Regions from separate parts of the Homo sapiens genome. Here regions 1 and 2 are each linked to region 3. A link is a contact called in ENCODE Hi-C or POLR2A ChIA-PET data. All regions are on one chromosome and are shown on one strand. The core of a region is the stretch at or near the end of the contact, and the rest is flanking DNA. Distances in the headings are between cores, read along the strand shown.

Region 1 (2,864 bases), core at 365-2,864, 1.1 Mb after region 3:
CAGGATGTGGATTCTACAGAAAAAAAAAAGCACAATACATTTGGACATATGCATGGCCTTCTCTGCTGCTCTCTGGTAAAAGTTATTAAATAAAGCCCATGGCCACTTTTAAAAGAAAAAAATTTCCAAGTCAAAAGGAGTAAATATGCTACTTAACAATAGAACCAACTCAGTTTTTTATGAAGTACCACATTTGCTTGTATATGTCATCCTTATGAACACTGCTTGCCTGCCTTCTTGTTTTCAAGAAGAAAATAGTTCTATCCTCCACTCTAAATTACTTCTTGGCCAGAATGCTTCAAAAACTGTGAATGGTCCTGTTAGCTAATTAAAACAAGTTTACCACCATGAAATATTTGCTGTTCTCCCAAAAGTCAGGTATTCTACCAGTGAATAAAAAAGAGAAACATTTTCAAACCCAAAGTAACATATCAAGTAACAGAATTCTGACTAGTAAATTTATAAACAGTATCAAAATTTAAAATTAGTTCCAACAATTAAAGAGCACGTGATTTACTCTGTACAAGAATTTGGAAATGGTTCTTTTCCCAGATTGGTGGAAAGGGTGGGATAAAGAAAAAAATCTAAAGCTATGCTATGGGGCAATAAAAGTGTTCCAACACATCTAAAAATTACCTGGCCTTCCAGAAGTAATATTTAAATTCCAACATTTTGTCACAGAGATAATAGAGAGTCACTGGATTTTAGAAATTGCTGCTTAGACTCTACCCAGTGTAATCATTATGACTCTAATTATGATTGAGTTTCTTCACCTCAATAACAGGTTCTCCAACTACTCAAGTACTTCCATTTTATGAATTTCAAATATGCACTGAATTACATTTGTTCTGCCTGGCATGGAATTTAGCAAATGTAAATCTGCTTCAGAACACATTCACTCCCAGAATTTTTTTTTTTTTTTTTTTTTTTTTTGTGATGGAGTCTCACTCTGTCACCCAAGCTGGAGTGCAGTGGTGCAATCTCGGCTCACTGCAACCTCCACCTCCTGGGTTCAAGCGATTCTCCTACCTCAGCCTTCAGAGTAGCTGGGACTACAGGTGCCTGCCACCACACCCAGCTAATTTTTGTATTTTTAGTAGAGACGGGGTTTCACCATGTTGGCCAGGATGTTCTCAATTTCTTGACCTCATGATCTGCCCGCCTCGGCCTCCCAAAGTGCTGGGATTACGGGCGTGAGCCAACGCGCCCAGCCATATAAAAAATATTTTAAGATTTCACTGGACTTGGTATGTTAAAACATACAAACAAACAAAAAAACTACCTTAATCTCAAGGCAGAGGACAAAATCTCATTCTTTCCTTTTGACGTGTCCAGTAGCTAGCACAGTGCTTGACACCAGGTATATACTCAATAAATGGTTGAGGAATTGAATGCATAATAAAAGAGTAGATGAATGCATGAATTAATGAAAACAGATTCGCATTATGTAGAGCACCTTTATCAAACCCCTTTTCCCCTGAAGAGGTAAGGTAGGCATTCTTTCTGCATCTGAGGCCTTGGATTGGCTTCAAGAAAGATGAAAGTTCCTTCCTGCAAGTGCTGTTCATCCACCTTTCTTTCTCATGGGACAGAGGCAAGCACTCCAAGATCAGAAAGCAGTATGACTCAGAGGGTAGCTAGCCTTTAAACTGAATCTTTGTTAAGCCAGGAGAGACAGTTCCTTTCTCCTAGGAACAGATCCATTTGGCCCCAGGCTTCTGAGAAAAGGGATAATTATATGACTAACATAAGGAATTGTTAAGCTTAAAAGATTCCTTTTTGTTTTAAGTTCCCACTTTGGGAAGCACATAACTACTTCAGTGCACTAACTACATGCCTCATTACTACTTAAGGGTATATTAGATTAATTTTTATTTTAACTTGAAATAATTTTATTCTCAAAGCAGGAAATATCTTTTAACTCGAAATGTGTTGAAGTAAATGGTGAACGAGTATCAAATTCATCAGAAAATATCTACAATAATATGAATACGAATAACAAAGGCAGCAGCTAATATTCATTGAGCTCTTATCATGTGCTGTGTATTGTTTTTATCCTCACAACCACCCTACAAGGTAGACAGGGACCCTTACATGCATTTAGAGATACGGAAACTATGCCTATGGTCAAGAGCTAGTAAAAGTCAGAGTGGGGTTTCACACCCAGACAGTCTGATTCCTAGTACCTGCTCTATGATTCAATTATGCTTTTCATATGAAAACAGGAAATCTACTTTACTAAATCAAGAAGTACCAAAGGTAAGCAATTCAGGAATGACTTGAATAGTTCTTTTCAGTGAGTCAATCCCTCACTCTGTAACAGAGGGTGCTTCCACATCTCAACTCAGGGGGCCTTTACAACCACACCAGTCCCCATGTGAAGCCCAGAAGGCATAAAGAGAGACACAAGAGAGATTAAAGAAACAGAATAAGATTTGAAAGCTATTCTAAAACAAAAATCAGAATAAAGCACAGCAATAGAAAAAGGCATATTCCAGGCCAGGCAAAGTGGCTCCCGCCTGTAATCCCAGCACTTTGGGAGGCTGAGGCCGGCAGATCACCTGAAGTCGGGAGTTCGAGACCAGCCTGACCAACATGGAGAAACCCCGTCTCTACTAAAAATACAAAATTAGCTGGGTGTGGTGACACATGCTTGTAATCCCAGCTACTCGGGAGACTGAGGCAGGAGAATCGCTTGAACCCAGGAGGTGGAGGTTGTGATCGTGCCATTGCACTCCAGCCTGGGCAACAAGAGCGAAACTGTGTCTCAAAAAAAAAAGAAAGAAAGAAAGAAAGAGAAAGCCATACTCCAGGGACAAAGAACAAAGCAATTTGGCTAGATTTGAAAGGTTTATGAAGGAGAA
Region 2 (3,110 bases), core at 160-2,659, 1.1 Mb after region 3:
CTAAAAGAATATAAAGTCTAAGGACATGAAGTGTAAGTCTGGGGAAGGTGAGATGCTCAGTTGGCCAAGAATAGTGAGATAGGGAAAGGGAACAAAGCCTGCGGTAAGATTGTAAAGCCTGGCACTCACACAAATACCACTTACTATATGCCAGACAGCTATAAGAGCTTGACAGGTACTAACTCACTTAATCCCCACAACTCTAGGTAGACACTGAAACACAGTATACGTAACTTGAACAGTCACAGAGCTGGGAGGTGACAGAGCTGGGTTGAATCCAGGCACTATGGCTATAAAGGGGTGTACTTTGTGAAATCCATGTTCAGGGGGAAGTCAGAGGACTAAGGTAAGACTTAAAGTCCCGAAAAATATTTGGAGACATAACAAAGATCTAAGATAATCTATAATGCTAGAAAGAAAAGGTGTAAATGCCTTGAAAACAAATCCTAAAACAAAGACTAAAGAAAAGAAACAAAGAATTTTTGGAAGAAGAAGCTGGAATGACATCATCTTTGTTTCTGAAGCTATAGAAACTGGAAGGGGCCTGTAAAAGAAAAAACGTTTTACTTCTGAGAAATTAAAGGGAAGACTAAAGTTGACAGCTTGAATTAGAACTTAGGGGCTGACCTGTGGTAGACTTCTGGGAAAGAGTAATAGCCAACTATAATTGAATGAAATCAGAGAAAAGGGATCACCAGGTAATTCTTGTACCTTGTTAGCTGATGCATTTTATCAATGAGCAAATGGAGGCATAGGGAGTTGAAGTGATTTGCTCCAAGATTATTCCAGCTGGTCAGTGGCAGGTCCACCATTCCTTTCAACATACTACCTGATTTGGTTTTAGCCTTAATGTTTCTTCCAGCTGCAATGCTGTATTATAACTCTATTAGAATGTTGGTGAAAAAAGGAGCATCTAAGGAGTCCAAAGGGACTTAAAGCTATCTACGATACATGCATATTAATTCTTTGTAATTCTGCAGCTGTATACCATATTAAAAGATGTGTATGCCTGAGTCTGTCCTATATTGTTGATGAGAAAGAAGCAGGTAGAAAGTAGTGCTCTTTGGTGTATGAAACATCTTCTATTTTCAAATGGAGAGGAATTGCCAGTAAGAAACCTCAGTATAGGAGTGGAGTAGTTTGCTCTTTAGGCATAAATACAATGATTTTGATTCTACCACACAGAGGAGTTAAGTTTAAGAAACTGAAAACATTCTATTTTATTCCATTTTCCACAGGAAATACAGAATGGATATCTCTAGTACACTCCCATCAGCATTATATGGTCTCCACAAAACCTTACTCCCTCAAGTCTGAAGACATTTAAAAATAATTACGGGAGAAGATGAGGGAAACTTTCCCAGCAGTTAAACAGGGGTAGTCATGGAAGGCACAAACATCACGCCTCTCAGGTTATTACCTCTGTCCCGCTGCCAAACATGATGTAAGAAAGCAGAAGTGAGCTCTGGGTCAAGGACAAAATGAGCAGTACATTAAGGGATTGCTTTATTTAAAGGTCAGTAGGAAAAGGTCAGTTATTATGTGATCTACAGGGTTTTTGTGAGTAGAAAAACTCATGTCTATTGCTGAAGAATAACTGTTAAATGTATTAGTGTATACAAACATTAAATTTTAATACAGCCAACAGAAATTAAATTGCAAAAGCAACAATAACGTGCTGCAGAAGTAAAGTCATCACCTTCTCCATTGTTATTCGGAAGGAAATAGATGACAAACAAAGAAGGGTCGGGGGACCTGGTGCAGAGAATCCACAAGAGCATCTAGAAGACCAGAGTTCTGGGCCTAGTTCAGCACTTTCCAGCTGTGAGTGGCAGTGCCTGACTGCTCCAAGCCTCCTAATCTGTAAGGCCAGTAGCTGGAGTAGTCTCTAATTCTCTTCCAAAAGTAAAATTATATGACTATTTAGAGCAGAAAATAGCACAGAAGAAAATCAAACATTCTTCAAAGTCAAGAATTTAGCAACAGAGATTTGTATGACCAATTATCAGACATATGGGGCAAATGACTAACCCTTGAGAACAATCAAGATAGAGAAAATCACAGAGAACTGTTTATTAAATTTTAATTACTGTGACTAAAATACAACTACTGTGAAGCCCCCCCAAAAAACCACAGTGAAATGTGACAAACACCAATAAAATGTGACCAATAAAATATCAATAGATATACGATATACTAGGATATTTTACTTAAAATTCCTAAATCCATTCCCTTTTCACCATGCTTTTTTCTATAGCCACAACATTATTCAAATTAAAAAGTAGTCAATTCACATATTATTCATATGAGAAGAATATAAAAGCATGCATATTTAAATAAGAAAATGTTTTTGTGAAACAGGCCTGCTATATTTTAAAGACAAAAGAAACACATGTAGGAGTGGAAGTTTCATTACGTTAACGACAGAAATCATTCTGGATATTGAAGTACTCACAAAAATAAAACTAGTGGTTTTAAAATGTTCAGGAATTCATCATATGGTGGGAAGTTAAATCACACAATAACAAAAGTTGAGGTTATCTCTTACTTTGACACAGAGGTGTTTTTAAAGGGTAGCAGGAGGAAACCCTGATTAGACTAATCAAGATATTCCCTTTGAAGTCATGTAACATATAGTTGGAGTAAGAAATGCATTCATAGAATGAAAACCAACAAGGGCTTTGAGATCACCTAGAATAACCTCTTCATGAATTACAGGAAGACATTGTCAGAACTGGCACAATCTCTCGGGATTCCTGATTCATAGTAGTCCTGTACTCTCATCACTTTTAGACAATAGTTTTCACTAATACTATTATTTTCACCCTCCTTTTCCTGTTAAGCTTGGGAAAAAAAGGGATTATTGTAGTTCAGTAATGTCAAGAAGATCCTAAACAAAACAACTATACTTTTACTTGGAACCAAAACAAATGTCAAACAACTCATATGAGTCAAATGAAAAGTGGAATTCAGGTGCTAAGAAAGTACATCAAACAAAGTAAGAAAAGGTTTATATAAATTCTATGAATTGAATTTTTGAATTTTCTATTATAAATTATTTTAATTGTTTCTGATTTACATCAGAAGGGCAAATATGAAGTAAGTACTGA
Region 3 (3,090 bases), core at 579-3,078:
GTCTGATCCCTGTGTCTTTTATACGGATACTTGTCATTGAGTTTAGGGCTTACCTGGATAATCCAGAATGATCTCATCTCGAGACCTTTAATTTAATGACATCAGCAAAATCCCTTTTTCCAAATAAGATCATGTTCATGGGTTCCAGGGGATTGGACATAGACATATCTTTCTGGGGTGTAACCATTGAATCCACTACAAAAAGCATGCTCAAAGGACTCATGAATGACAAGCTAGTCCTTGAAAACCTGTGCTGTCTGCCATTTTCCTTTTCTGTTCTGGCTGCCTGGGGTGATGTTTCCTGTCGCAGCTAATGCCGCAAGTGATAGCTCTACCTCCAGTGACCACTAAGGCAGGACAGTCAGCAAGAAAGCCAGAGATATTGTTATAGAAGAATTTTAGACAAATTCGTTTAACAGACTTTATTTGATCAAAGAACAACTCGTGAATTGAGCAATACTCAGAACCGGAAGAGGTTTTAAGAGCTCCACCCAGCAGTGTAAGCAGTAAGCTTTTATAGGATGAACACAGAAGAAAAATAGAAAAAAAATCATCTGATTGGCTTCGGCTAGGCATTTGCCTTTTTGGGCCACGGCGTGTTGAGGCATCTGCCTTATTTGAGCATGATCTGATCAGTTGGCTCCCTGTGATTGGCTTGATGGTCAGCTGTTTGTGATTGGTTGAAACTTGGCTACTCGCAAGAAGAAAATATACTCCTAAGTTAGGTTTTGGCTTGTTTATGTACTAGATTAGGTTGTGGTTTGTTATGTAGGACCTCAAAATATGAGACAGTCCCAGGCCAATGGTCTCCTGCTTATTTAATTTAACAACACAAGATTGCAAATTTCTGAAGGTGGGTCCTTAATAGCTATGCCTAGTGTGCTGTCTCTAGGCTACGCTGAAGCTTCTGGTACCTCATCTGTTAGTGGATGTTAAGTGTGGTGTTGCACTCTCTTCTTTAATTGCCGAAAGAGGAGTTAGCTTTGGGCCTCATCATTGCGAGGAAAGAACTGAGGCTTGGAGGGCTGAATTGAAGATTAATCTGAATGACTAACACTATGTTGTTTCCAAAATCACCCCCTGTTCCACTTTGAAACAAACTTGTGTTTTCTCAGTTTCTCCCCGAAAGGAAAAGTTTCTCACCAGGAGTGTCGTGGTGCTTTGTGTATATAAATCCTTGCTGGGTCCATATCTATTCTCCACACATGCCTGGAGTCGAGGCTGAATCATTTATTATTTATTCCCCAGCATGATATAGCTTTATTGCTTATGTTCACTGGGGTTTGGGAAATAAAGACTCAGGAAGCAGAAACACACCAGCTACAAGAGTCTGACATTTGTTTATGAGCAGGACAGCCTTGACTTATTATTCTACTTCTTCTCTTGCGTCTCCGGGAACAGATCTAAGAAGTGGGACCTTGTATGCAGTCACTGAGACAGCTGTTCCCATGAAAATCAGGGCTCATGGAGGACATGCAAATGCTTCTCTGTCAGTCTTCAGCCTGCTTGCTCTGCCTTCTGCTTTCCTGGTGAGGATTAAAAGAGGATTTCAGAGCTCTCCTTCAATTTGATGCCATCATTTTGATGTCTATGCCACCCGTAACTCCAATTTCTAAACTTGAGAGCTGTACAGGCCTGTTACAAAGTGGTTACCTTTTAACCACTAACTTCCGAGAAAAAACTTGGATCACTGAGGAGAGAACGAAGACAAATACAATTGAAGCCCCAGGTAGTTTTCCTGAGGCCTCATGATTTCTTTTGGCAGAGAAACCTATGATAGCTGGTGGCCACTAGGGGTCCCCAGAAGGCTTTTTTAATGAACAAGAGGCACCCGCGCTCCTCACCCCTCCCTTTCCTTCCCACAAATGCCAGGGGTAAAAACAACTTTAAGCTCTGACGTCAGCCAGCCAGGGGAGCCACCCTGTTGTGCCCATAGGTATAGCTAAGCTTCTGAGAACTGGGGCCTGGTGCTTTCCCTGGCAGCCCAATTTTCAGCTTAAATCATTGCCTTAATGTTATTTTAATGTGCTTGGGGTCCCTGGGGGACAGAGTGGGTGGCAGGGGAACAGCATTTAATTTCCTTTGGAGTTTGGAATGTGCCTGACACTTCTTAAGTACTTGAGTGAATATGAGAGTCTGTAATCCTTGCAAGAGCAAGCAACTTTGGGGGCCTTCTTATTTGGCAAGCTTCAAGACAAAGTTAAATTTTTGCTAGGAGAGAGGGAAAAAAGGAAATAAACATGTATTAAAAGTCTGATATATGCCATGGGCTTTACATTTATTATATTATTAAATCTCAAAAATAACCTCATCCAGTTGGAATTATTGTTCTAAATGCTAATATTAGGAAGGAGACATTCAGATTAAACAATTTGCCTACTGTTTACAGCTGATAAATGACCCAGGTAAGACCACAGCACTGGTCAATTAGGATCCGCAATCCAGGCTATGCTCTCAGTATCCTTCAGCCTTCTGGTTTTACTGTGAGGGCTCTCACAAAGGAATCTACTCATTGTTTTACCTGAAGCTTTTAAAGTACATAACCAAATCCAAACCTATAAAGGTGAAATAGCACTTTTCTAGATAATAAAATTAAAGCCTGAATGTAATCAAGCAAATGCTTATTAGGGATATTTTGTCCACCAGGTGCTATGTCTAATGCAGGTTCTGTTGAGGGCCTCATGTGCTTAATTCAGAGTAAAAACAAACAAACAAACAAAAAACACTAATGTTAGGGCAAATGTATTATTTTGACCAGAATGACATAGATTGGCTGTGTCCACATCAACTAAATAAAGTGAGCAATTATCTGATGAATTGCTGCTGAAGAGAAACACTTGATTCTTTACCACATTACCAAAAGGGTAGATTGACAAATAAAGAAGAATGTATCAGGCTTGAAGGTTGGCCAAAAATTGCCAGTCAATACTCTGGAAGTTTAGCAACAGGGAAATATCATAAGGGTTTATTTGAATCAGCCCTGTCACAGTGCCCAACCCAGTGCCTGGTGTAGTGTAGGCTCTCCGTGAAGGCAGAATCAACGTTGAATGATGTTTTTAAAAATGTTTATAGGCCCACTGTGAACATCCC

The links. Hi-C counts contacts between places; a loop is a spot of excess contacts on that map. ChIA-PET counts read pairs that join two places held with the same protein, here RNA polymerase II (POLR2A). Pooled maps may share reads with other maps.
Region 1: a loop to region 3 is called in a pooled map, with 9 times the contacts of the local background. The contact joins two enhancer-like sites. A Hi-C loop is called at or near these places in 5 of 168 maps with a recorded cell type or tissue (CD8-positive, alpha-beta T cell, endothelial cell of umbilical vein, gastrocnemius medialis and 1 more), 2 of 37 single-sample maps with no recorded cell type and 16 of 50 pooled maps. POLR2A ChIA-PET finds 5 or more read pairs at or near these places in 1 of 52 experiments (PC-3).
Region 2: a loop to region 3 is called in a map of ascending aorta, with 3 times the contacts of the local background. The contact joins two enhancer-like sites. A Hi-C loop is called at or near these places in 8 of 168 maps with a recorded cell type or tissue (CD8-positive, alpha-beta T cell, MCF 10A, ascending aorta and 3 more) and 18 of 50 pooled maps. POLR2A ChIA-PET finds 5 or more read pairs at or near these places in 1 of 52 experiments (PC-3).

What each region holds. Positions count from the first base shown.
Region 1 is chr4:101,153,902-101,156,765 of GRCh38, forward strand. All of the region lies in intron 2 of PPP3CA (protein phosphatase 3 catalytic subunit alpha), which reads right to left. Among named protein-coding and RNA genes, the nearest start is that of MIR8066, 86 kb to the right of the region's middle. RefSeq lists an enhancer at 1,352-1,853. Within about 2 kb of position 1,615, at least 3 of the 41 ENCODE cell types and tissues checked have a DNase peak (open chromatin) inside an H3K27ac peak, as active enhancers do.
Region 2 is chr4:101,174,667-101,177,776 of GRCh38, forward strand. The region is part of intron 2 of PPP3CA (protein phosphatase 3 catalytic subunit alpha); the gene reads right to left. Among named protein-coding and RNA genes, the nearest start is that of MIR8066, 65 kb to the right of the region's middle. Within about 2 kb of position 1,410, at least 4 of the 41 ENCODE cell types and tissues checked have a DNase peak (open chromatin) inside an H3K27ac peak, as active enhancers do.
Region 3 is chr4:100,091,788-100,094,877 of GRCh38, forward strand. No RefSeq gene overlaps it. Among named protein-coding and RNA genes, the nearest start is that of DDIT4L-AS1, 97 kb to the right of the region's middle. Within about 2 kb of position 1,829, at least 7 of the 41 ENCODE cell types and tissues checked have a DNase peak (open chromatin) inside an H3K27ac peak, as active enhancers do.